Linked DNA regions of Mus musculus: regions 1, 3 and 4 are each linked to region 2. Evidence: chromatin loops called from intact Hi-C (ENCODE). Cell type or tissue: heart. All regions are shown on one strand. Links, peaks and the distances in the headings refer to the core of each region. The heading gives the core; the rest is flanking DNA. Region 1 holds the start of Flii (flightless I actin binding protein). Region 2 holds the start of Tmem11 (transmembrane protein 11). Region 3 overlaps Alkbh5 (alkB homolog 5, RNA demethylase). Region 4 holds the start of Map2k3 (mitogen-activated protein kinase kinase 3).

The links. Hi-C counts contacts between places; a loop is a spot of excess contacts. Peaks named below come from ENCODE experiments on the same cell type or tissue, not always from the same donor. Only the 100,000 strongest peaks of a DNase experiment are listed, where the experiment ranks them.
Region 1: it touches region 2 in a loop (2.8-fold over the local background); 3 of 42 quality-filtered maps call a loop at or near these places.
Region 3: it touches region 2 in a loop (4-fold over the local background); 2 of 42 quality-filtered maps call a loop at or near these places.
Region 4: it touches region 2 in a loop (3-fold over the local background); 3 of 42 quality-filtered maps call a loop at or near these places.

What each region holds. Positions count from the first base shown.
Region 1 is chr11:60,724,745-60,730,659 of GRCm38, forward strand. Flii (flightless I actin binding protein) reads right to left here and starts at 2,519. Exons shown (of 30, transcript NM_022009.2): 1 at 2,383-2,519; 2 at 414-524; 3 at 47-118. The coding sequence starts at 2,445. Mief2 (mitochondrial elongation factor 2) reads left to right here and starts at 3,654. Exons shown (of 4, transcript NM_001009927.2): 1 at 3,654-3,823; 2 at 5,539-5,691; 3 at 5,886-5,915. The coding sequence starts at 5,545. It overlaps Mir5100 (microRNA 5100), which reads left to right and starts at 3,919; the gene lies at 3,919-3,982. In heart, for the core only: a CTCF peak has its summit at 2,544; DNase peaks (open chromatin) are centred at 2,517 and 3,667; H3K4me3 peaks cover 2,500 bases; H3K27ac peaks cover 2,248 bases.
Region 2 is chr11:60,877,203-60,883,117 of GRCm38, forward strand. It overlaps Tmem11 (transmembrane protein 11), which reads right to left and starts at 1,836. Exons shown (of 2, transcript NM_173453.3): 1 at 1,511-1,836. The coding sequence starts at 1,566. In heart, for the core only: CTCF peaks have their summits at 1,765 and 2,478 (motif pointing left); DNase peaks (open chromatin) are centred at 1,699 and 2,509; H3K4me3 peaks cover 1,455 bases; H3K27ac peaks cover 1,477 bases.
Region 3 is chr11:60,557,063-60,562,977 of GRCm38, forward strand. Alkbh5 (alkB homolog 5, RNA demethylase) reads left to right here. Exons shown (of 4, transcript NM_172943.4): 4 at 1-1,450. It also overlaps the pseudogene Gm12628. Among named protein-coding and RNA genes, the nearest start is that of Alkbh5, 22 kb to the left of the region's middle. In heart, for the core only: no CTCF peak of the experiment used is centred there; a DNase peak (open chromatin) is centred at 2,529.
Region 4 is chr11:60,928,750-60,934,664 of GRCm38, forward strand. It overlaps Map2k3 (mitogen-activated protein kinase kinase 3), which reads left to right and starts at 3,305. Exons shown (of 12, transcript NM_008928.5): 1 at 3,305-3,522. The coding sequence starts at 3,474. It overlaps Map2k3os (mitogen-activated protein kinase kinase 3, opposite strand), which reads right to left and starts at 3,118. Exons shown (of 2, transcript NR_027800.1): 1 at 2,817-3,118. In heart, for the core only: a CTCF peak has its summit at 3,277; DNase peaks (open chromatin) are centred at 2,282, 2,372 and 3,222; H3K4me3 peaks cover 2,500 bases; H3K27ac peaks cover 2,413 bases.

The DNA.
Region 1 (5,915 bases), core at 1,544-4,043, 150 kb before region 2:
ACACTGGCCCGCGCCTGACCCTACCGCAGCCCAGGCGAACACTCACCCGAAGCGAAGGCAGGCTAGACAGTTCGCCGTGAAGCGTGGTCAGATGGTTGTGGCTCACAGACAGGTGCTCCTGGACAGGACAAGAGTCAAAGGTTCAGGTGGGGACCTAAGGTATCCAGCCCCTGCCTGCAGCCCTGTAACTGCACCATCTGGGAAGGCCATCCCAACAGTCCCCTCTCCTTTACACACCATCACCTGCCTTGCATACCTCCCAGGTGGATGTGCCCCCACACACACACCATCAGCTTCACCCACAGCTATTTCTGTTTTCTCTTGATTCCACTCCCCTTTTTTGCAGAGTATGCCAACCTGGCCTAGCCCCTAGGATAGGACCCTCCCCGCGCCCCGCCGCCTACATCCCTTACCAGCTTCTGCAGAGCCGCAAGTTCTTCAGGCAGGTAGCAGAGGCCTGTGCGATTCAGCTTTAGCCATCGCAGGCTGGTCATAGCCTTAACATTCTCAGGGAAGTAGCCACCCTGGGGGGTGGGGAGGAAACAGGAGGGTGAGGACAGTCTAGGAGATGAGTGCCTCCTCTCATCACCTTCTGTGGTCCCTAGAGAACATTTCTCTTTCTTACTCACAGAATGGCACTAAACGAAAGCTCCCAAAGGACAAACATCCTGGCCCAAACGTGTCTCTCCAGCTGGAGTCTGTCCCTGGTGTGTTTCAAGGGTTCCTCAGCATTCCACTGTGCTTAGTGGAACTCACATTGCTTTGCCTGGGGTTCCAAGGCAGTTTGGCTGTCTGGGATTGCACTAAGAGCCCAGCTCCCCAATGTTCCTTGAACAGTGTCATTCATTCATTCATTCATTCCTCACATGCAATGCCCACTTCAGCATCCCTGGCCTTTTTGTTTGTTGTTTTTCAAGACAGGGTTTCTTGGGGCTGGAGAGATAGCTCAGTGGTTAAGAGCACTGACTGTTTTTATGAAGGTCCTGAGTTCAAATTCTAGCAACCACATGGTGGCTTACAATCATCTGTAATGACATCTGACACCCTCTACTGGTGTGTCTGAAGACAGATACAGTGTACTTACATATAAATAATAAATAATTATTTTTTTAAATTAAAGACAGGGTTTCTCTGTGTGTAGCCTTGGCTGTCCTGGAACTCACTCTGTAGACCAGGCTGGCCTCAGACTCACAGAGATCCACCTGCCTCTGCCTCCTGAATGCTGGAATTAAAGGTCTGTGCCACCACACCAGCCTAAGGTTTTGTCCCCCTGTAACTCCCAATTACAGGGTTTCTCTGTGTAGTCCCTGCTGTCCTGGAACTCATTTTGTGTCCAGGCTGGCCTCTAACTCAGAGATCTGCCTGCCTCTGCCTCCCCAGTGTTGGAATTAAAGGCATTTGCCACTCCCTCCAGGCTACTCCTGGCAGTTTTGACATCTGAGCAGCATGAAGCTCAATTGCCTTTTGCTACTGTAACACCTCTTCTTCCAGTCACGTTCCCTAAGGTAACTCAGACGTTCCCAGTGGAGAGAGAATAGAGACCACAAGTGAGGATGGTGGGTATGTAGACAGGATGAAGTGATGCCCACAGTGTACGGGATCCAACATGTGTCCGTGTGCAGGTGAACACGGGAGGAGCCCACCTCCTCCTGCATCCCCCAATCTGATATCTAAAGGACTCGACCAGGCGGTGGAGAAGGTCCAGGCTTCTGAGCTGTCCTTCGGGGCCAGCTTTTCTCTCTTTGGGCCTGGGTCTAGCCGGCACATTTTTTTTTTCTTCAAGTCAAGACAGGGTTTCTCGATATAGCTATGGCTGTCCGGGAACTTGCTTTTAAGAGCAGGCTGACCACGAAGTCAAAGATCCACCTGCCTCCGCCTCCCAAGAGCTGGAATTAGAGGCGTGCACCACCACGCCCATAGCCTGGCTCTTTATAGTCAAGAACCAGGGCTGCTGGCTGCTTGTCCCCCTAGTCTAGCAGTTGAACAGACTTGCCGCCTAGGACCTGGCGCACCTGTCACACTCCTTACTAACAGATCTCTTTCCATTACACGCCACCAAACGGGCTGTTCCTGAGCCCCTAGGACTGGAGAGAACCCCGAGTTCGCGGAGGGAGAAGTGACGTCCCGAGACCACAGTGTGGGGCGGTGGCTGGCTAGGGCGTATTCCCTCGGTGGCATGGGGTCCGGTTCGCGGCCTGAGGGCTCAAATCCCGCGCGGCCCCAGACCCCCGGAGCCCCCGCCCAGGTCTTCCGCCCCGGGCGGGGCAGGCCCGGGAAGACTCGCGGAGGCCCGCCCGCCCCGCCCGCCGGTCCCGGAAGCGCAGAGGAAGCGGCCCGGGGAGACGGCCTAGGGGTCGCCTTTCCCCTTCTCCCCCAGCTAACCTTGAAGTCGTTGCCGCTGAGGTCCACGCCGCGCACGAACGGCAGCACCCCGGTGGCCTCCATGGTGGCGCAGCTCTCTTACGGGCAGGGAGGACGCGGGGCGGCCGAGAGCCGCGGGCTGGGTCAGCGCCGGCCCCGCCCCTTTAACCCGCGCGCGCCGCCTCCCGGCCGCGGCCTCTGCGGGAAGTGCTGCTAGGCGACTCCCAGAGCTGCGAGGCCTCCCTGGGACCAGAGTTCTGGGGAGGCCTGTAGGGGTCCCGCTGGAGATGATCAACACTTCCAGTCTCCTGTCGGAACGTGGAGGGTGGGGTCCAGGCACTGTCGCTTGGGCTGCTGTAGCCTCTGGGGCTGGCCGTGACCCAGGAGTGATGGTGGTAACAACGTCAGGGACACAGGCAGTTTGTGTGTGAGGGATCAGTGGTGGTGGTGGTGGTGGTAGTGGTGAGACTTCCGGGGCTTTGGGACCTAATCCTTCAGCTTCAGGACTCAACTTTGATCATGTGTAACACGGTCCCCAAAGTTGCCAGAGTACTCACATGTGGCAGCTTAGAGAGCAGGCTGCACAAACACTCACAATTCTCCCTTGGCATCAGGACTCCAGTCACCATTCTTTATTGATTTGTTTTGTGCTCTAGATCAGTGTATATCTCCTGGGCCAAGCTCTTAGTGGCCATCTTGCCCTGGCCAGCATACAGTAGGTTTCCCATAAACAGACACAGCTGTTCTATGGAAGTCCAGGGTCTGGCATCCCGGGTTTCAGGAGGGAAGAGACTGATAGAGTTCCCACGACAGATGGCAGAGCTCTTTTCCCATTATGTGTCAGGCAGGCCAAACGGAAATGGAACCACCAGGCACTCTAACAGGGGCGAACTTGAGAGGCAGAATGTGGGCCTTTGGGCTAACTGCAGTTTTGTCTGCCTGGCCCACCAAGGGACCATGAGCTCAGACTCCACACTGAGGCTCTCATTACAAGTACACACAAGGTCAGATGTGAGACTAAGTACGACTGCTGAGAATTCGATGTCAGTTGTGGCTTTAGTGTGAGGCCCTTTCTCAAGAAACAAAACACCCGAAAGTAAGTAAACTAGACAAGCCCCTGAATGATTGTCACACTCACCACCTCCCCCGCCCCCCTTGCGCTATCAATATAACCTTGCGCCTTTAAATCCGGAGTATGCTTGTGGTTTCCGCCCCAGACGGTCCCGGGGCGTGCCTGGCGATCATTGGCTGAGCTGCTCCGTTTTGAGCACGTGTGCGCAGGAGTTGTGCGCTCGGATTGGAGCGAAGGCCTGCTTATCCAGCGTGCCTTTCGGGTCACTTGCCGCCTCGGGCCTCGGCGTTCGGTTCCCGGGGTTTGAACGTTCCATTCCTAGGCGAGTCCTGGGCCTCCAGGGTCCTACTCGCCCTGTCCTTGGGTCCATGCGCTGACGCTCGGACGCAGGTACGGCTACAGCGCACCGGGTGGCCCGGTGTCTCCCAGCACTGGGCGTGGCGCGCATCCCGGGGCAGGTGGGGGCGTGGCCTGCGGTCACTGCGGTGGGAGGGAGGACTTGGGAACTGAAGAGCAGAGTTCGAATCCCAGCGGTGCCTCTTCCCGACTTGGGTATTGCACACGATTTCCAGGGCCACAGTGACTTCGCTCTTGAATAGAGTCTAAGAGCCTATTTGGTTACACGTTTCTGCTCAGTCATGATCAGAAGCAATCAGCTTTGGCCAGAATGTAAGAACAGGTGAAGTTCAGGCTGTCAAGAGTCGGGTTATTTTGTTATTTTTGTTTTGTTTTGAATAGAGGCTCTATTATGTAACTCTGGCTATCCTCCAACTCAGTGTGTAGACCAGGCTTGCCTTGACTGCCTCTGCCTCTTCAGTGCTGAAATTAAAGGCCTGCACCACCACATAGGGCCTAAGTGGGTTATATTTAGTCACCTATTTTATTCCTTTCTTACTGGAGTTTGAATACAAGACCCCTCTAGGTGTAGGGCTGAGTCCCACTTTAGACAGGTGATGGAATGCAAGCCCCTTCCATTTGCAGAGTGGCTTACTGCTCTGAGGGCAGTGGTGGGCAGTAACAGAGCAGAGCTGTTTCTGAGCTTGGAGTAGGCTCCCTGGCTGCCCTTTGACCTTACCAGGCTCGAGGACAGGGTCTTATTTTTAGTCTGGGGAGCATGGACAGGTGTCTCAGCTGAGTCACACAGTGCCTAAGGCTTCAGCTACTCTAGGCATCTTGTCACTTGGCAACTGAGTCCCAAGGCAACCATGGCCCTGAAAGAAGGGCTGAAGTCCTTGGTGCCCCGGCAGGCAATGACCTTTCTGGCTTAGTGGCCTGGGCCTGTGGATTTCTGTGACTTTTTCCCAAGTTCCTGACTGGGCCAGTCACACACTTCCCAGTCCTTACTGGTGCGGTCGTACAAATAAACAGAAGCCCTTGGCTCCGGGCCTTTCTCTCACCTTCTTACCCTCTCCAACTTTGTTCCGAGTCCATGGGCCCTGGCCAGCTTGTCCTGATTCAGTGTTTATTTAAGCCTACTTCACTCACCACTGCACCCTGGGGCCTTCAGCCTGGCTCTGATGGGGTTGCCCTAGCCCAGGTAGTTTTCTTGTCAAGGTCTGGGGGGGCCACTATCTAGATTCCTGAATTTGCTAAGGGTCTATCAAAGGTCTGACAGGCCCCACCCAGGCAAACTTTCTGGAAACCCATATTACAAGTATTTCTGGGCCTTTGGGTTCCTCCTGACTGGTTTTCACACAGTATGGCTGTTCTGGGTAGGTTCTGATTAGGAGTGAGGGAACTCGACCAGGAGGCATGGGGAAAATACTCAGGCTTTGGGAGTGGAAGAGTCTGGGGGCTGTGCTGTGAATCCCAGACCTTAGCACTCAGTTTGTGGCTTGGCAACTTTTGTCTTTGTAGACTCAGGGTGGTGATGTTGAACCCAGATTCCCAAGGTCTTGGGGTGGAGTCAGGAGAAAGGCCTGGATCCTTCCTATATGAACCCTTTTCCAGGGCTTGGAGGCTTGCAGGATTCAGGGAGGGGGCTGGCAGGTCCCCTGATTCCCTCCAAGAAACTCTTTGAGCAGCCCCTTTCTCACGGGTCCCCAGAAACCACCCTCTTGGTCATTGCTAAGCATCTATGCCTTACGAACTACATCTCTTTGCAGGTGACCATGGCAGAGTTCTCCCAGAAGCAGAGGAAACAGAGCGGCAGCGAGGGCCTGGGCAGTGTGGTGGACTTCCTCTTGGCTAATGCTCGATTGGTGCTAGGTGTGGGCGGGGCTGCAGTGCTGGGCATTGCTACCCTGGCTGTAAAGCGGGTAAGGCCAAGGGGGCAAGGCCTGCCTGAAACCTCCACAGGAGAAGGCCAGACTGGGGAGCTGGGGGACGGTGGGACTTTTGAGGTTGGACTGGAACACGGGGCCCCTACTTTTTCACCCTAGCTTCCTGGTTTGCTTTCCCCCCAGCTTTGCCATGGCCCCCGATGCTCTGATCTGTGTCACTTTGCCTATAGCTCATCGACAGGGCCACCAGCCCTCCAGAT
Region 2 (5,915 bases), core at 1,510-4,009:
CTGCTTTTAATTAATATCTGTTTCAAGACAAAGGAAAAATTCTCCATTTTCTTAGGTAGGCTAGCAAGACTCCTGTCTCACACTTGAGGCATGCATGTTTGGCCCTTTCAGTCTGTGTCCAAGAACAAGAGTATGGCAGGGTGCAGTAGCCCAAACCTTTATTCCCAGTGCTTGGGAGGCAGAGGTAGGCGGGCCTCTGTGAGGTCAAGGCCAGCCTGGTCTATAGAGTGAGTTTCAGAACAGCCAGAGAGAGCTACACAGTAACTCTAATGACTCTACACACGTGGCTCTAAAAACAAGCAAACAGAAATATTAGGAAAGTTCTTCCCTTCTGTTGGGCTGAAATTAAAATCCTGAAAGCATCCTTAGGGATTTAAGGACTCGGAAAACAAGATAACCTCTCTGGCTGTTCTTATCTAAGAAATAAGTGGGAGTTAGGGAAAAAACAAACAAACAAACAAACAAACAAACACTCCTCGCCACTGCTTTTCCATGTCACAGTAAACGCAGAACGGATTATTTAGCATAACCGAACTCAGGAGTAAAACTGGCTACCACTTCTGCCAAGCAGGAAGACTAGTGTGGGATGGAAAAGCTGTCGTATGCAATAGCAAGAAACATGGGATGCGTCAGTCAAAAAGGAACAACGCAGATTAGTTGAGACACAACTTTTATGGTTGACAGTACTCATTGGAAACGGAGGGGAAAAAGTCAAACTTTGCTTTTTTTTTTTTTCTTTTCCTTTTTCTGACATCCACAGTAAAATGCGGAGGACTTAGCAAGACCGACTGGGCAGGTTAATCCAGTAGCGCCACCGATATACACCCACCTCCCCAAACTTCTTATCGTTGAACAGCTTCTAGTAACCTATTAGCTAAAAATAATTCCCAGAAGGAAAAGGCTACAAGTTCAACCCGAAACACGTCAACTACTCTTGTCATCCGGAAATCACTGGAAGAAACAAAACCCCTAGCGCCCCCAAACGCATTCAGTAGGAAAGGTCACTACAAAGGACTTAGGGCAGAAGTGCTCGAAGAGAACCCTCAAAAAGTGGCGACGATTGCTCGCTCACAAGGCGGCCAGGCTCAGGCTCTTGGAGGCGCGCCCGGCACGCTGCCGCTCTCAGCAAACGCCCCTATAAAGCACACGGCGCCGCGAGCCTCTACCCTCCTCCTCTCCCCGGAGCCCATCCACGCCACACCGGGCGCCCAGGCCGAGCGGGCCACGTGCGCGAGCCAGCGGCCCGGAGCCCACAGGACGCTCGGTAGGACAGCGTGGCGGCCCTCGCAGCTACTCACCCTGGCTCACCGCCCACCCGGCTGCGGGTCGCCGCCCCTCCGAGTCGCGCTCCCCTCGCTCCTGGCCGTCGCGCCGCCCCGCTCCTCCCACACCTAAGCCCCCGCGGACTGGGCCCCGCGCGTGGCGGGCACACGATCCGGAGTCGCGCGTGGCACAGAGGCTTCGCCGGCTCTGCGGTCGACCTTCGCCCGCGGTCGCGAGCCCAGCTTACCTCTCTCGGGAGCCGCCGCCGCCCGGACCCAGACGCCTCCTTCCCCACGCGGCCATCTTGGAGACTCTCGGTTCGTCGGGGGCTGGAGCCGACGCGGCTCAGGGCGCGCGGGAGCCGAAGGGAAACGTAGTCCCGTGAGCCGCGCGGACGAGGTGGGAGGTTGCGAGAAGGACTACACTGCCCACAATACCTCACGCCGGAAGCCTGCTGTAAGCTGCCGCGCGCAAGAGGGCGAGGGGGTGGGATCCGCCTTAGGAAAGAGTCTTCAAGTCGCAAAGTGCGAGTCGCTGCGCCCACCGCCTGGACGTCCTTGGGCTCCCAGAACGAGTGGCTGAAGGAGAGCGGAAAGAAAGCGCCTACCACTCCCAGAGCGCTTCGCGCGACGATCCCGCCCTCACAGCCTGAGAGGCCCAACCCTTGGCCTCGGCCCTGTTGCCCTTCACCGTGGCTTCGGCCGCTGGGGGCCTGAGTCCCCCAGTTCTCACACTTTACAATGACTTGAGCAGCTTAACCTTTCTCCTTTCCCATCTGCAGACCAGAACTCGTGCACCTTCAGTCCGAAGGTTACCTCTGCCTCCGCGGCGTCAACTGCCCCCCTCTCCTGACCGGAACTTGCCCGGCTGACAAATCCAGAGATTTTGAAGGTCTGTAGATGTGCTTGCCCTAAAACGCCTTTTCCTCCCAGTCAGGTTTTATGCTTGTCTGGTTTCTATAAAGTTCCTGGTTTTCAAATTGAATATGCAACTCCGCCTCCGATTGCCAAACTCGTAACACATGCAAGTGTGGCAAAAGAATAGGGATGTGTAGAGAGACGTCAAGAATAAGGTATGAGGGGGCTGCGGAGATTGTTCAGTACTTAAGAGCACTAACGGCTCTTTCAGGGGACTGTGGATCAGTTTCTGGCACGTGGTAGCTAACAACAGTCAGCTATTGCAGTAACGTCTGACGCCCTCTTCTGGCCTTACGACCACAGCACACGTGTAGTGCACAAAACACCCAGACACAATCAATCAATCAATCAATGCCAGTTGATAGTGCCTGGGATCCCTTCCTTGCCTGGATTACTCAATAACAAACAGCATGCAAGAGAAAAACTTGGCCTGGAGAAGGCAGGTAATGGCTAAGGACTTCAGGTTATGCATTCTTCCAGATCACTAGCCCATTCCCTACCTGAGTGTCTTTGTAAATTTTTTTTTTTTAAGTAAATTGCCTCTATTGCTAACTATGCATCTCTGATACAATTCTTTGTCCTGAGACACAAGAACCTAGGAACTTATGTAGGTGGTCCCTGTGACTCAGCCAGGAGGTAAAAATCTATGTTTTCTCTCCCATTTCCCCCTTCCTTAACTACACTCTACTACCCAGGAACATCTGTGAGAAAGCTCTCAGCTCTTTAGGAACCTGATAAAAGTGCAGGGGTGACGGGCAGTGGTGGCGCACGCCTTTAATCCCAGCACTTGGGAGGCAGAGGCAGGTGGATTTCTGAGTTCGAGGCCAGCCTGGTCTACAGAGTGAGTTCCAGGACAGCCACGGCTACAGAGAAACCCTGTCTCAAACAAACAAACAAAACAAAACAAAACAAAAAAGGTGCAGGGGCGTGTTCTCTTTCCCATTACCCTATAGCCACTGCCTAGGGGATGTCTGAACCCTTTTCTCAGCCCTACTGCAGTATGAGCAAAAAACAATGTGTACTGACCAGGGACTGCCAAGCCCACATTTAAGCTGGGAAGCAGCTAGCCAGGAGGGTCTGCCTTTACTGGGAGTCCTCAAGGATCTAGTGTTCTGGTGCCAAGTCAGAGACATGGTGGATCCCACCGGGGATCTATGTCCCTGTCTTAGATTTATTTCTTGTTGCTGTGATAAAAATACACAAGCCACTTAAGGGAGAAGAGGATTTATTTGGCCTACACTTCAGGTCATAGTCTGCGGTGGTTTTAATAACGGTCCCCATAGGCGCATATATTTAAATGTTTGATTCCCAATTGTACTGTTTAGGAAGAATGAGGAGGTCTGGCTTTTATTGTTGAAGGTGAGTCACCGGGAATGGGTTTGAGGTTTCAAAAGCCCATGCCAGGCCCTGTTCTTCTTTCTGCCTGGTGATTGTTTCAAAATATAAGCTCTTGGTGACTACTCCAACACCTGCCTGTCTGCAGCCATACTCCCCACCATAATGGTCATGAATTCACCCTCTGAAAGTGCAAACAAGCCTCTAATCAAATGCTTTCTTTTCTGAGTTTAACTGTTCATGGTGTCTGATCACCTCAATAGAAACATAACTGACAGTCATGACATCATGGCAGGGAAGTCAGAGCAGTAGGAATGTGAGAGCGCTGTCACTACATCCACAGTAAAGAGCACAGGTTGGGCTGGAGAGATAGCTCAGCGGTTAAGAGCATTGACCGCTCTTCCAGAGGTCCTAAGTTCAATTCCCAGCAACTACATGGTGGCTCACAACCATCTGTAAAGGGATCTGATGCCCTCTTCTGGTGTGTCTGGAAACAGCTACAGTGTATTCATATAAATAAAACAAATCTTTTAAAAAAGAGCGAGAGTGCAGGATGTATTAATGTGTGCTCATACCCAGTTCTTTCTCTTTCTCTGCTTGTGTATAGTTCAGGGTCTCTTGCCTCCCATAGTGGGTAGGTTTGTGTAAAGTTGGCAACACAAAACAACCTTATCACTTATAAATTTGACAAACACTGCTTTAAGCCATAACCGTAAACTTTCACTCCTCCTTCTCCAAATCTCAGGCTTATCTCATAATATAAAAAAACAATTCAACTTTTAAAATCCCAACAAAGTCCAAAGTCAATCCCAGTACTTGGGAGGTAGAGGCAGGCAGGCATATCTCTGACTTTGAGGCTAGCCTGTTTTACAGAATGAGTTCCAGGACAGCCAAGGCTACACAGAGAAACCCTGTCTTGAAAAACCACAAAATAAAAGTCCAAAGTCTTAACAGTGAGCTATAATAATAATAGAAATCATATACTGATAGAGAATAAACATTTCCCTTTCAAAATGGAAAGATCGGTGCATATTAAGGACCAAAACAAAACAAAAATTCAGCAGTGCAAACACCAAGTCCCCAAGCTCTATCTATACTATCTGGGGCTAAGCACACCTTTAATCTCAGCACTTGGGAGGCAGAGGCAGGCGGTTCTGAGTTTGAGGCCAGCCTGGTCTACAGAGTGAGTTCCAGGACAGCCAGGGCTATACAGAGAAACCCTGTCTCGGGAAAAAAAAAAATCGGCTATGGTCGGAAAAGCTTGGGCATATCCATTTTCAAGCCCTGCTAGCTCACATAGCTTAACTTTTGGGCTAGCTCCACTCCACACCTGTGGCCATTCTTGTTAGATAACCCATGATTCTGGCATCTCCAAAGTCCTAGGGTATCTACTACAGTTTAGGTTTCACCTTCACAGCCTCACACAGTGGCCACTCAGGAACTCTGACCCTGCCACACAGTTCTGGCTTTGGTGGCCCTCCATGACTTTCTCAATCTTGCATCTTTGCCATCAAAACCAGTACTACATAGATAGTATGTCAAGCTATGCTGCCAGCTTGAGGTGTATATAATATATATCTCCATAGCCTAGCTCTCTTGGATCACAGCAATATCAGCTTCTATGTGCTGACCCTGAAGAAACACTTTTCTATTGTCACCGTGCAGAGTGCCAGGCTTCTCTTTAGCAACTCCATTCGGTCTCTGTAACAGTTATGGCTGCTTTGTTGTCTGCACTCTTCTCTGAAACTTTAAGCTTGCCTACATACTTTTCCTCTGTCAAAGAAATTAGTCCATTATCTCTAAATTGAGCATCACTCAAATTCTTGGGACATGGCAGAATGAAACAAACCACAAGCTTGGTCAACATACCACAAGAATGGCCCCTGGCATAGGTCCTGACACAGCCCTTGATCCCCTGTGAAATCGCATGAGCCAGGCTTCCTCCTCTGTGTCTCCCTCAATGTTACTATCTTCCCAGCGCCCACCAGAATGACCTTTAACCTCTGTGTACAGTTTTCAATGGATTTTCTTTTTGTTTGGGTTCTTTTGTGGTTTTTTTTTTTCTTTCCATTTTTTATTAGGTATTTAGCTCATTTACATTTCCAATGCTATACCAAAAGTCCCCCATACCCACCCACCCCCACTCCCCTACCCGCCCACCCCCCCTTTTTGGCCCTGGCGTTCCCCTGTTCTGGGGCATATAAAGTTTGTGTGTCCAATGGGCCTCTCTTTCCAGTGATGGCCGACTAGGCCATCTTTTGATACGTGGTTTTGTTTTTTACTTTTTAAAAATTTTATGTGCATTGGTGTTTTGCCTACATGTTTATCTGTGTGACAGTGTCAGATACTCTGGAACTGAAGCCACAGACAGTTTTGAGCTCCCATGTAGGTGCTGGGAAC
Region 3 (5,915 bases), core at 1,407-3,906, 320 kb before region 2:
GTGCTTGTAAATCTCTGTAGTTAGTTGTTGCCCACAGAACATTTTAATTGGCTTTCTGTTTAAGTGTGGAATTCATTATCTACCTGTGGTTATAATTCACACACCATGTGAGGGAGATGCATTTTACCAGTTTCTCTTAGTTTTCTATGGCTGCCAAAACATTACCACAAACTTGAGAGCTTAAAGCAAAAGAAATTTGCTAGGTATGGTGGTGCGTGCCTCTAATTCCAGCACAGGCTGAGGCAGAAGGATCAAAAGTTTAAGGCCTGCCTGGGCCTTGTCTCAAAAAGCAAAGCAGCCAGGCATGGTGCTTGTCTGTAATGCCAGCAGGAGTGTCGCAGGTTTGAGGCCAGTTTAGTCTACATAGGGAGCTTGAGGACAGCCTAGGCTACATTGTGAGACCCTGTCTCAACAACAAAGATATAGACTGTTTTGTGCTCTCCTTAAGACTTTGGTAGGAAGCCTATTCCTGCCTCTTGCGGCTTGGTATGGCTCTAACCACTCTAGTTGCAAGTACTCTAGATTCATAGTCACATGGCCTCTTTTTGTATGCTACATTTCAGTGCCTCTCTGCACCCCACCGTGTGTGTGTGTGTGTGTGTGTGTGTGTGTGTGTGTGTGTGTGTGTGTGTGTGTGTGTATAGAAAGGATAGAAAGGGTCTCACTCTAGCTCAGGCCATCCTTGAAATAGCAATCTTGCCACTGCATCCAGCCTTTTCTGTCTGTCTTAGTTGGGCATTTGTCTTTGGATATAGGGACTCCCATATACTCCACAGCTGCATAGCTCCACTTCCTTTTTTTTTTTTTTTTTTTTTTTTTTTTTTTTTTTTTTTTTGACAGTGCTAGGGATGGAACCCAGCGCCTCTCCAGTGTTAAGCAAGGACTCTACCACTGATCCACACCCTAACTCCCACCTACTCCTTATAAAAATAAAGTATATGCCTTCCAGAAACTAGAACCTGAGAACCTTGGGGGCCGACATGCAGCTTACGATGCTGCTCTTTCTTCAGAAATTGTTACTAAATCTGTGGCCTATTGATTCCTCAAAGAAATTGTATTAATTTCGATTGAAATTTCTTAGCCTCAGCACTATTTTAAAATTTAATCTGGATGATGATAATTACTCCATTGCTTGCTTGTATTTTTTTCTGTAGTGCTGGGGATTAGGTGAGGGCCTTGTGCATTCTAGGCCTTGTAAATGTTACCTATGCCCCAGCAGCTCATTGCTTTCTTAAGTTTAAACCTATGCTGTCCAATCTGGAACCACTGGACTCCGGCTTTTGAGCACTTGAAATATGGCTAGTTTCAATTGAGATATGCTTTATACACCAGAATTTGAAGTTAGTATTAAAAAGAATGTAAAATATATAATTGATAACTTTATATTGATTACATGTTGAAATACTATTTTGGACATACTGAGTTAAATAAAATACATTATTTAAATTAATTTCACCTGTTTGAGTTTTTTTTTTTTTTTTTTTTTTTTTTAACTTGACTGTGGTCTGTCTGGTGTGGGCTCATGCACATGCAGGCAGGTGCCTGAGGACCCAGAAGAGAGAATAGCACCCCAGGGAGCTAGGATTAACAGACTAAGCTGTCCCATGTGGTTGCTGGAGATCATTAAAACTCTTGTTTCTGTTTGGAATCTGGCTTTTCAGTTATTGTTTGTCTGCTGGGAATCGCATAGGATTGGATAGATAGCTTACCTAACGTGTGTTCAATCCCAGCACCATCCACACAGACAACGCAGACCCTAGGTAACAATAAATACACTGGTAATGCCCGCACTGGGAAAACATGCAGAAGAGCACGGGTTCTGGGTGAAAAGAACAGTAAATGCGGTGAACAACAAAAAGCCTTACTTTGGAATATCAGTACCTTTGTTTTTAATATAATTTCAATTCTGTATAGTTATTTCTCCCCTCCTTCAGTGCTGGGGACCAAACTCAGAACAGGGAGAATGCTAGGAAAAACAAACAAACAAACAAAAAAACCCCAGTAAAACTAAGTCCTGTACTCTGAATTCCAATGTTAACTGACACAGGAAGTTTGTGAGAATGCATCTGATATATATACACACACGCCATATTATTTTGGTGCTAGGAATTGAACAAAGGACTTGGTGTGTTGGGCAGGCACACTACCACTGAATTACACCCTCTTAAACAAGATTTGCTAGTTGAATTTTGCAGCTAGTGTGGGATACTCCTGGGTGTTATTTGTGGGCTTTTGGCAGGAGGAACCTGGTCTGGTGAGCTCTTGTGAAGAGTCAAAATTAGTAGGAGTCACTGCACTGTCAAGCAACGAGGATGAGGACTTGTATAGCCAGGGAACTGAGGGCCCCAAATCTATTGTGGGTGCAGGAGCCCAGTTTGAGATCCACCAACTCTTTACCAGACATGCATTGCTGCAGTTCTCCCTGTGTCCTCAGTGTGGCAGCAGAGCCCCGATGGCATTATTTCCTGGTGGCAAGCAGATCAGCCAGTCCTGCATATGGATGGAACTAAGTACCCAGAGATCACATGATCTGCCTGAGGCTGCCCGCTGCTTCTGTTCTACATTGCCAGGGTATTTGTGGCTATACTTGCTTAAAGGCATACAACCTGAAGACAAGCAGATGCCATCAGGGATCCATGAGCTGTGAACAGATTGCCTGCAATGTTGACCTCACCCCACCTTAGAGAGAAGGGTGCACCTATCACATCTCAAGTGGTAGAATTGCTCAAGGTTCTCTTACAGGGCCTGGGCTCTCCTGAGTTACTAGGGGTGCTTCTTAGTACTGACTTCCTAGGGTATGCTATATAGCTCCTATGTTTCCTCTCGAAGCTGGACGCCTATCACATTTCCCTTCTTTATTATCATATTTAATTCTTTTTTTAAGATTTATTTTATGTATGTGAGTACACTGTTGCTGTCTTCAGACACTCTAGAAGAGAGCATCATTCTCATTACAGATGGTGTAAGACACCACATGGTAGCTGGGAATTGAACTCAGGACCTCTGGAAGAGCAGTCAGCACTCTTTCCACTGAGCCATCTTTCCAGCCCCCATTCAATTCTTACAATTTTTAACACCACACTTAGAGTCAAATCCTAATTCTACAACTGTCGGGAACAAGCAGCATCCTCTCTGGCTTCAGTGTCTTCCTCTGTAAAATAACCATAGGCTTTAGCTGACAGCACTCAGGAGGCAGAGGCAGGCAGATCTCTAAGTTCAAGGCCAGCCTGGTCTACTAAACAAGTTCAAGGACAGCCAGAGCTACACAGAGAAACCCTATCTCAAAACAGCAACAACAACACACACACACAGAGACACAGAAACACACAATGAACAATTCACATATACAAAATGAGTGTGGCATAAAAGGAAGGGTTGCCTGCACAGACAACTCACAGTATTAACTAATAGAGGAATATTGCGCCCATTCTACAGTGAGGAAATGGAAGGAGATGGCAGAGGCAGTGTGTTAGAACCTGGAATCACAGACAGGAATGGATTATATAGCACCCGTTCTTACAGCCTCAAAGCCACCCTCCCAGTAGATATACCCAAGTCTTGCTCACAGCCACAGGTAGCTATCCTAGAGCCAGGGAAACAGAGAGAGCTGAACAGGTAAGGACACTTGCTGCCAAGTCTGATGATCTGAGTTTGGTCCCCAGAACCCCAAGGAAAAGGTAGGAGAAAGAAAACTGAGTCCACCAAGTTGTCTGTATGTGCCTCACTCCCACATCATACATGTATGCATATACAGGTGCACTCATGTGCATACACTAGGAAGAATAAATAAAATACTTTGTTTCCAGTTGATGGAAGGGGACTTTATTTGATCTCAGGGTCACTCCAGCTATGACCTCATCTTCATTTGACCTTATTTTGGGGGTGCAGGTTGTTGGTATGGCCCCACTTCTTGCAGCAGTCGACTGCACGAGGGTGCAGGCATGTGTAGCACTTGCAGCAGATCATCTTGTTACTTGTCCTTCTGGGCAAGCTGACACTGGCAGGGCTCAAGGATGCCACCTCGCAGACGCAGCACCAGGTACAAGGTGGAATGGTTCTGGATGTAGTAGTTGGAAAGGGTGCGTCCATCCTGCAGCTGTTTGCCGGCAAATACCAGCCTCTGCTGGTCAACTGGGATGCCTTCCTTGTCTTGGATCTTGACCTTGACATTCTTGATGGTGTCACTGGGCTCAACCTCAAAAGTGATGGTCTTGCCTGTCAGGGTCTTCACAAAGATCTGCATGTTGACCTCTGCCAATTGGCCTCCTAGTGGTAGAAAAAATGAAATGTTTTAAAAGAAGAGCTCTTGTACTAAGGTCAAATCTAAGTGGATTAAGGAACTCCACATAAAACCAGAGACACTGAAACTTATAGAGGAGAAAGTAGGGAAAAGCCTCGAAGATATGGGTTCAGGGGAAAAATTCCTGAATAGAACAGCAATGGCTTGTGCTGTAAGATCGAGAATCAATAAATGGGACCTCATAAAATTGCAAAGCTTCTGCAACGCAAAAGACACTGTCAATAAGACACAAAGGCCACCAACAGATTGGGAAAGGATCTTTACCTATCCCAAATCAGATAGGGGACTAATATCCAATATATATAAAGAACTCAAGAAGGTGGACTCCAGAAAATCAAATAACCCCATTAAAAAATGGGGCTCAGAGCTGAACAAAGAATTCTCACCTGAGGAATATTGAATGGCTGAGAAGCACCTGAAAAAATGTTCAACATCCTTAATCATCAGGGAAATGCAAATCAAAACAACCCTGAGATTCCACTTCACTCCAGTCAGAATGGCTAAGATCAAAAATTCAGGTGACAGCAGATGCTGGCCAGGATATGGAAAAAGAGGAACACTCCTCCATTGTTGGTGGGATTGCAAGCTTGTACAACCACTCTGGAAATCAGTCTGGTGGTTCCTCAGAAAATTGGACATAGTACTACCGGAGGATCCTCTCCTAGGCATATAGAAGATGTCCCAACAGGTAAGAAGGACACATGCTCCACTATGCTCATAGCAGCCTTATTTATAATAGCCAGAAGCTGGAAAGAACCCAGATGCCCCTCAACAGAGGAATGGATACAGAAAATGTGGTACATTTACACAATGGAATACTACTCAGCTATTTAAAAAATGAATTCATGAAATTCCTAGGCAAATGGATGGACCTGGAGGGCATCATCCTGAATGAGGTAACCCAATCACAAAGGAACTCGCACAATATGTACTCATTGATAAGTGGATATTAGCCCAGAAACTTAGGATACCCAAGATATAAGATACAATTTGCTAAACGCATGAAATTCAAGAAGAACGAAGACCAAAGTGTGGACACGTTGCCCCTTCTTAGAAATGGGAACAAAACACCCATGGAAGGAGTTACAGAGACAAAATTTGGAGCTGTGACGAAAGGATGGACCATCTAGTGATTGCCATATGCAGGGATCCATCCCATAATCAACTTCCAAACGCTGACACCATTGCATACACTAGCAAGATTTTGCTGAAAGGACCCAGATATAGCTGTCTCTGGTGAGACTATGCCGGGGCCTAACAAACACAGAAGTGGATGATCACAGTCAGCTATTGGATGGGTCACACGGCCCTCAATGGAGGAGCTAGAAAAATTACCCAAGAAGCTAAAGGGACCTGTAACCCTATAGGTGGAACAACAATATGACCTAACCAATACTCCGGAGCTCTTGTCTCTAACTGCATATGTATCAAAAGATGGCCTAGTCGGCCATCAATGCAAGGAGAGGCCCATTGGAATTGAAAACTTTATATGCCCCAGTACAGGGGAACCCCAGGGCCAAAAAGGGGGAGTGGGTGGGTAGGGGATTGGGGGGGTGGGTATGGCGGACTTTTGGGATAGCATTGAAAATGTAAAAGAGGAAAATACCTAATTAAA
Region 4 (5,915 bases), core at 1,923-4,422, 52 kb after region 2:
TCTACACATCCCTGTAAGGGCCTGGGTAGTCCAGATCCAAGGGTAAAGAGCTATTGTCTTTCTAGAAAGCCATAGAAGAAACTCAGAGAAAACTGTGTGGCTCAGAAGACAACTGTGATGCATTTTAATGAGAGCAGGGGCAGAAAAAGGCAGGTGAAGGCTCCATGATCTGTCAGACGGGAGTTTGAAGAACAACCCTGTCATTGCAGTGGTCATGTGTCTCCATCCTCTGCTTGCTTCTCTTTCTTCCTTTCTTTCTTTCTTCCTTCCTTCCTTCTTTCTTTCTTTTCTTTTTTCTTTCTTTCTTTTTTTCCCTAGACTGGCTTTGAACTCTCGGAGCTTTGCCTGCCTCTGCCTCCCAAGTGTTGGCATTAAAGGTGTGTGCCACAACTGCCTGGCAATCCTTTGCTTTCTGTTCTGTTCTGTGCCCATGAAAATGCACACCTCCTTGGGAGGTGTATGTTCTGAGTGTTCAGTGAGTGCCTACTGTGCACTGTGGAAGCCAGGAGCCAAGTGTGGTGCTGCTCTCTACAGCTTGCCTCAGAAGGAGTCTGCATGAAGGACCACCACACAGTAGGTAGGGCTGTGAAAATGGCATATGCTGTTGTACAGGTAGTGTCATGTCACACGTATGAATTATCATGTGATATTTCAAAATGGTGGCCATTTAAATACAGAAGGTTAAAAGAAATATACCTAAGAGGTAAGTATCCCTTGTGTTTCTTCATATGGCAGAGGAAGGACATTCCTGGCTGAGGGGACAGCCTTTGAAAAGATCGGATCAAGAAGGAAAGCTTGGTTTTGAAGTGTCTGGATATGTCAACAGGGCCAGAGGGTTGGAAATTCCTACCTAGGGAACCAGGAAAGATCTGAGCTGGGCCTAGCCCGGCTTTCAGAAAACTCTCTTTGCAGCAACTAGCACAGAAGTGAGAAAGCTGGGCAGCAGGCAGAGCACAGAGGGTATCGTTTTATCCTGAGTGGGGCACCCACAGAGAACAGCCACACTAGGGCTGGTCACAAGAAGGCACACACCCCAGGTCAGCAAGCCTTGGGAGGTTCTGCAGATGGCAGGACACTGCACATACAACCAGAGCTGTGCATGACCACTGTGCCTGTCAATAGGCCTGCCCCTGGGCAGCCATGCTAAATGCATACAAACCCTGTGCATCTTGTGGGAATTCATGTGTGCTTGGGGTGTATGATCAGTGCATGCGGAGGAGGCTCTAACAGCATCTGGAAGGGGCTGCATCTGAGGGAGCCTCTCATTTCTGACCATACCAGTGGTGACACAATTGGTTTGGGGGCTTTCGCTTCTTCTCTTGGAGATTCTATCCTTTCTCTTGCTTCTTTAAATCTCTGCTTCTGTGGCACCTTTAAGGGAGGCTTTTCCTGACTGCCCTCACTAAAATCACACTCCCACCTCCAGACACACCTTCTCTCGTCCCCTTTTTTCCACAGCATTTGTCAACCTGAGACACCCTATCATTTCACTTAGGCCAGAAGTCCATTCCTTTCTGAGAGCAGCGTTGTGTCTGTTTTGTTCGTCGTTGATCCCACAATGCTACATCCACAGTGTGTGCTCAACCAGTGAGTTGCTCCCCACACACTAGGTTTGGACCACCCCCTTTCTTCAACTCACAGTCACATGCTAACACAGGCTGAACCCTTCCCATCCCCAACCTCAGCTTTCCTTAGAGGGGTCTGCTCTCCCGGGAGTCAGAGTAAGAGATGGCCTGCTGGGATCTGAGTCTAGTGCTCTGGCCAGTTTCTGAGTGGTCATGAACTTCCCCCAGCTAACTGTGACACTTAGGGACAGGAGGGTAACAGATGCTGTTGGCAGAGGTGGCCAGAGAGAAAAAGTCTTCCATCATGCCCCTCATTCCAGCAGCTGACTGGCTTGCTGGTGCAGCCTAGCCTGGCTTCCTGAGCAGGTCTCCACTCCCTGCCCTGGCCTTTCTGTTTCTTCCAAGGATGGTCTCTTACCTCTCTTTCTGATGACTAGTCCAGGAAGGTCACCTTCTTTGACCCCACCCAGGTGAGGCAGGGCCTCTTAGGACTCTTGTATCTATTTATAGCACCCCACATGGAGTCTGTGATCCCTGGGCTGTTTGTCAAGTTCTCTGACTAACCCATTAAACTCCTCCTGTTTGAGGGCCTTGTCTGAGTCACCCTGGTGCCCAAGAGCCTGGCACGGGACTAGTCACTTTACCCATGTCTGTGGCATGCTTTTCCTACTTCCTCTGTTCATTCCTTAAATATTTCTTAGGCACCTACTATGTGCATGGCTCTGGGCTAAGCCTTGGGATTCAGCAGAGGATGAGACATTCAGGATTCCTAATGGGGAGGGGCACGTGGCACGGGAGGAGGGCTGCGGTAGAAATCAAATATGCAAGCCAGGCATTCGGGGCCTGAGTGTTGGCCAGAGAGCTAAGACTTACTCCAGCTCCGACTGACTCCTTGACCTTGTGCTTCTTGCCCTCACTAGACCTGACTTTCCAATCGACCCCAGAGATTCCTGGTTAGTGTGAGGACAGAGGCTCAGCGACCGACGGCCGAGATGGAACCCCAGTCAAGGCTGGCAAAAGGTATTTCAGTGTTTGGAATGACACTTTGTTTAATCGGAGACTACTCCCCAGCCCGGAGAGTGGAGCTGCTATAATGTTACAACCAGTTACTTTGTCACTAGGCAAAGGTTAGCCACTGAATTCCCCGCTCCCTAGGTGCTGGCGTGCCAGGTGCTTGTAGAGGCTGGACTTAAACGCGTGCTCGTTCAGCAAGGCGCAGTAAACTCTTTCCCACAGTCGGTGAACACTCACCTGGCACGCGCCCGCCGTGGGATCGCTCTTTTCCTGCTGCCCTAGGAGGCAAGCCGGTGGTCGCCGCTCTCTTCAGGGGAGCACATGGACGCTCATCCTCGGTATGGCTCAGCCATTTAGGAGTCTAGTCTCACTCAGGGAACACTTTTAACCCCACGGAGCACATCGGCCCTGCCCTGCCCCCCTAGAGATCTTGGGATTTTCCAGATTGCGACCCGCACACGCTGTGCCATAGGGGGGCACAGGCTGGGGCACCCAGGACCACGCCAGCACAATCCCCCGAGTGGGTAGGGCAGTCATCTAGACGGCAAGAGGGCGGAGCCGAGCTGTACTAAGGGGAAAGCTGGGTTGGATTCCGGCTCTTGGAGGGTGGGGTTTGTGCGTGACAGTCCGGGCGGCGTCTGATAGGCTGGGGCCTTTTCAGGCGGGCCAATCAGTACGATGGGCGGGGCCTGCGTGGCGCCGTCGGCAGGCGTCCGGCGCTGCCCAGTGTGGCTTTGGCGCCGCCCGCCTCGGACGCTTGGAACCGTCGCGTCTGTGTCGCCTGTCGCCCATCGCCTGCCGCCGCTGCCAGCCACCAGCAGCCATGAGCGCGCCCGGCCCCGGTGTAGTCTGCTGTCCTCTAGATTAGTGCTCTCCGCCGCGACGGTCCGCAGCATGGAGTCGCCCGCCGCGAGCCCGCCGGCCAGCTTGCCTCAGACCAAAGGTAGGCTCTCCCGCCCTGTTGCGCGGCCCGTGCCACATTCAATTTGAGTCCGCCCGTGATCCTGGGCTCCCTTCCGGGCTGGGCACAGACGTCTGCACTCCAACCCAGGACTGGGTCCAGCCCAAGCCCGGGACCTCACGGGACCTTATTGGAATCCGGATCTTAGGCCGTGGGACTTCACCCAGGCAGGACCTAGTTCTCGCTCCACTCCCAAGTCTGTAGCCTCACCGTGAGCTCCTCATTTAGGCTTCCGGGCTTCATCCTGGACTCAGGGATTTCAGTGATCCCTGCTAGAGGGTCTTTGGGCTGCTCTAGCCCTCTCAGGCCAGGCTCTTGGATTTTGTCCAGGCTGGAATTTACTCTGGGCCCCAGGGCTGTGTTCCCAATGCCGGAAACCTGTCTACTCAGAGCTCCTCCACTCTTCCAACTCCTTCCATCCTTGTGAATCCTCCTTTGCCCCATGTCTTGCTGGCCTGCTCACTGGCTGCCTGCACTCCTCCCTAAGGCTGTCCCTGTAGAACTTCCTGGCGTCTCCACTTCGCAGCTCTGCCCATGCTACCTGCTACTCAGTTGCAGTCTTCTCACTGAGTTTCCCGAGCTGACCGATTCTTGCACCTAGTGTTTCTTAGTCTGCTCTTAGACGTGCTGTTTGGTCCTTGGGCTAGCAGCAGGCCAGGGGCTGGCTGTGCAAAGCTTGTCCTTCTCCAATTAACTGTCTTTCCTGGAAATTTCTGTGAGGTGGCAGTGGTGCTGCGTGGGCTGCAGCAGCAGCATTTGTCATGGGAAGTGAGGGGGACAAGATTTGGAGGTCAGAATGCTTTTTTTTTTTCTCCAGGAAGAGAGAAGGATGTTTTTTTTTGACATGTCAGAGACTCAGTAGGGTTGATCTGCAGAAAAGATTTCCAAGCTGGACCTGGAGATATGAATGGGTTGACCCTCTGAATTCTGAACTGCTTCACCTGGCTAGTCTCTGGGCATGTCTAGGACTTATTAATGAAATGGATATTAGGGGCGTGATGTGAGATTGAATGTAGAGTGGTTTGAAGCAAGCACGTCTGAGATGATCGAGAACCCAGCATAGCGCCCAGCACATAGTAGGTACCCAGGGGCAAATAGTTGTTGCACTTCCTTGACTATCTCCAGCTTTCCTGCTGCAACGCTGGGCCCAGTTTTGGATTGCAGCTGCAGAGCACAGAGGACAGGGATGGCGGGCACCTAAGAGGGTACTTGTGCAGTGGTGGCCTTCTCTCCTTCTGACCTAGGAAACCTCAACCTCAGGAGTCCTGGTCCTGGTCAGGTTGTCCTGAGCAGGCGGGGGCCTTTTGGGTCCCCTACAGCTGGCTTCCATGGCCCTGCAGGAGCCTAGTGGACGGGGTAATTGCATCTTACATAAGTGGGAGGCCAGATCCCTGACCATTGCCCAACTTCTGTGAGTAACTAGGGAGGCACTTATTGGGGGAGGTGGCTGGGGAGGACCTTGCAGTGCAGACCTCGTGGAACTTGAGAACCAGGAAATTAGATGCTGCTCCACTCAGGAAGGGTTTGGAAGCAGTGTTTGTTTTGGAGGCATTTCAGCTCTTCCAGGCAAGAGATGCCTCACCAAAATAAAAGTTGCAGTTGCAGATCACAGCCGGAGAGATTGTGAGTGATAGGGAGAGACCATGGGCTTTCATGTGCTTGGTGACTTGAGGCCTGGCACTGGACGTTCCGGGCCTCTCTTCTGAGTGTGAGTTTGCAGATTGTAGGTTAGGTAACATGGTATTGGATGGTTTGGGTGGAGGCTTTTTCCTGGGCCAGAATCCCTGTAGCCTTTTAGGGGTCTGGAGATAGCTGTAGTGGGAAACTGACAATATCCATTCACCAAAACTCTAAGAGGTTTTTTTTTTTCTTTTTTCCACGTGTTATACATTGCTTTATTACTCATCACCCCATTTGCCCATAAACAGAGGCTGGGGAACACTTACCATTCACAGAGGCTGCACAGCTATGTTGGCAGAGCACAGCTACAGCAGGTTCTATGATGATCTCCTTCCATCCCGTTCCCATGTGAGGTGCTTAGGGGAGCCATGGGACCCTGGGACCCTGGCTATCACCCCCATGTTCACTGGAGCGTGAGGTCTGCTGAAGCAGAGGACCACCTATCATGCACGCAGTCTTTACAGTGGATGCTTCCCTCAGTGTGACCCTGCAACTGGTGCAAAGTGGAGACCTTGGCGAGGCCATACCAATGTGGACCCTGACAGGAACTCTTTTTCACCTTTGCAGGAGACTTAAAAATTACACACACAACCAGGCAGTGGTGGTGCACGCCTTTAATCCCAGCACTTGGGAGGCAGCAGAGTCAGGCGGATTTCTGAGTTTGAGGTCAGCCTGGTCTACAGAGTGAGTTCTAG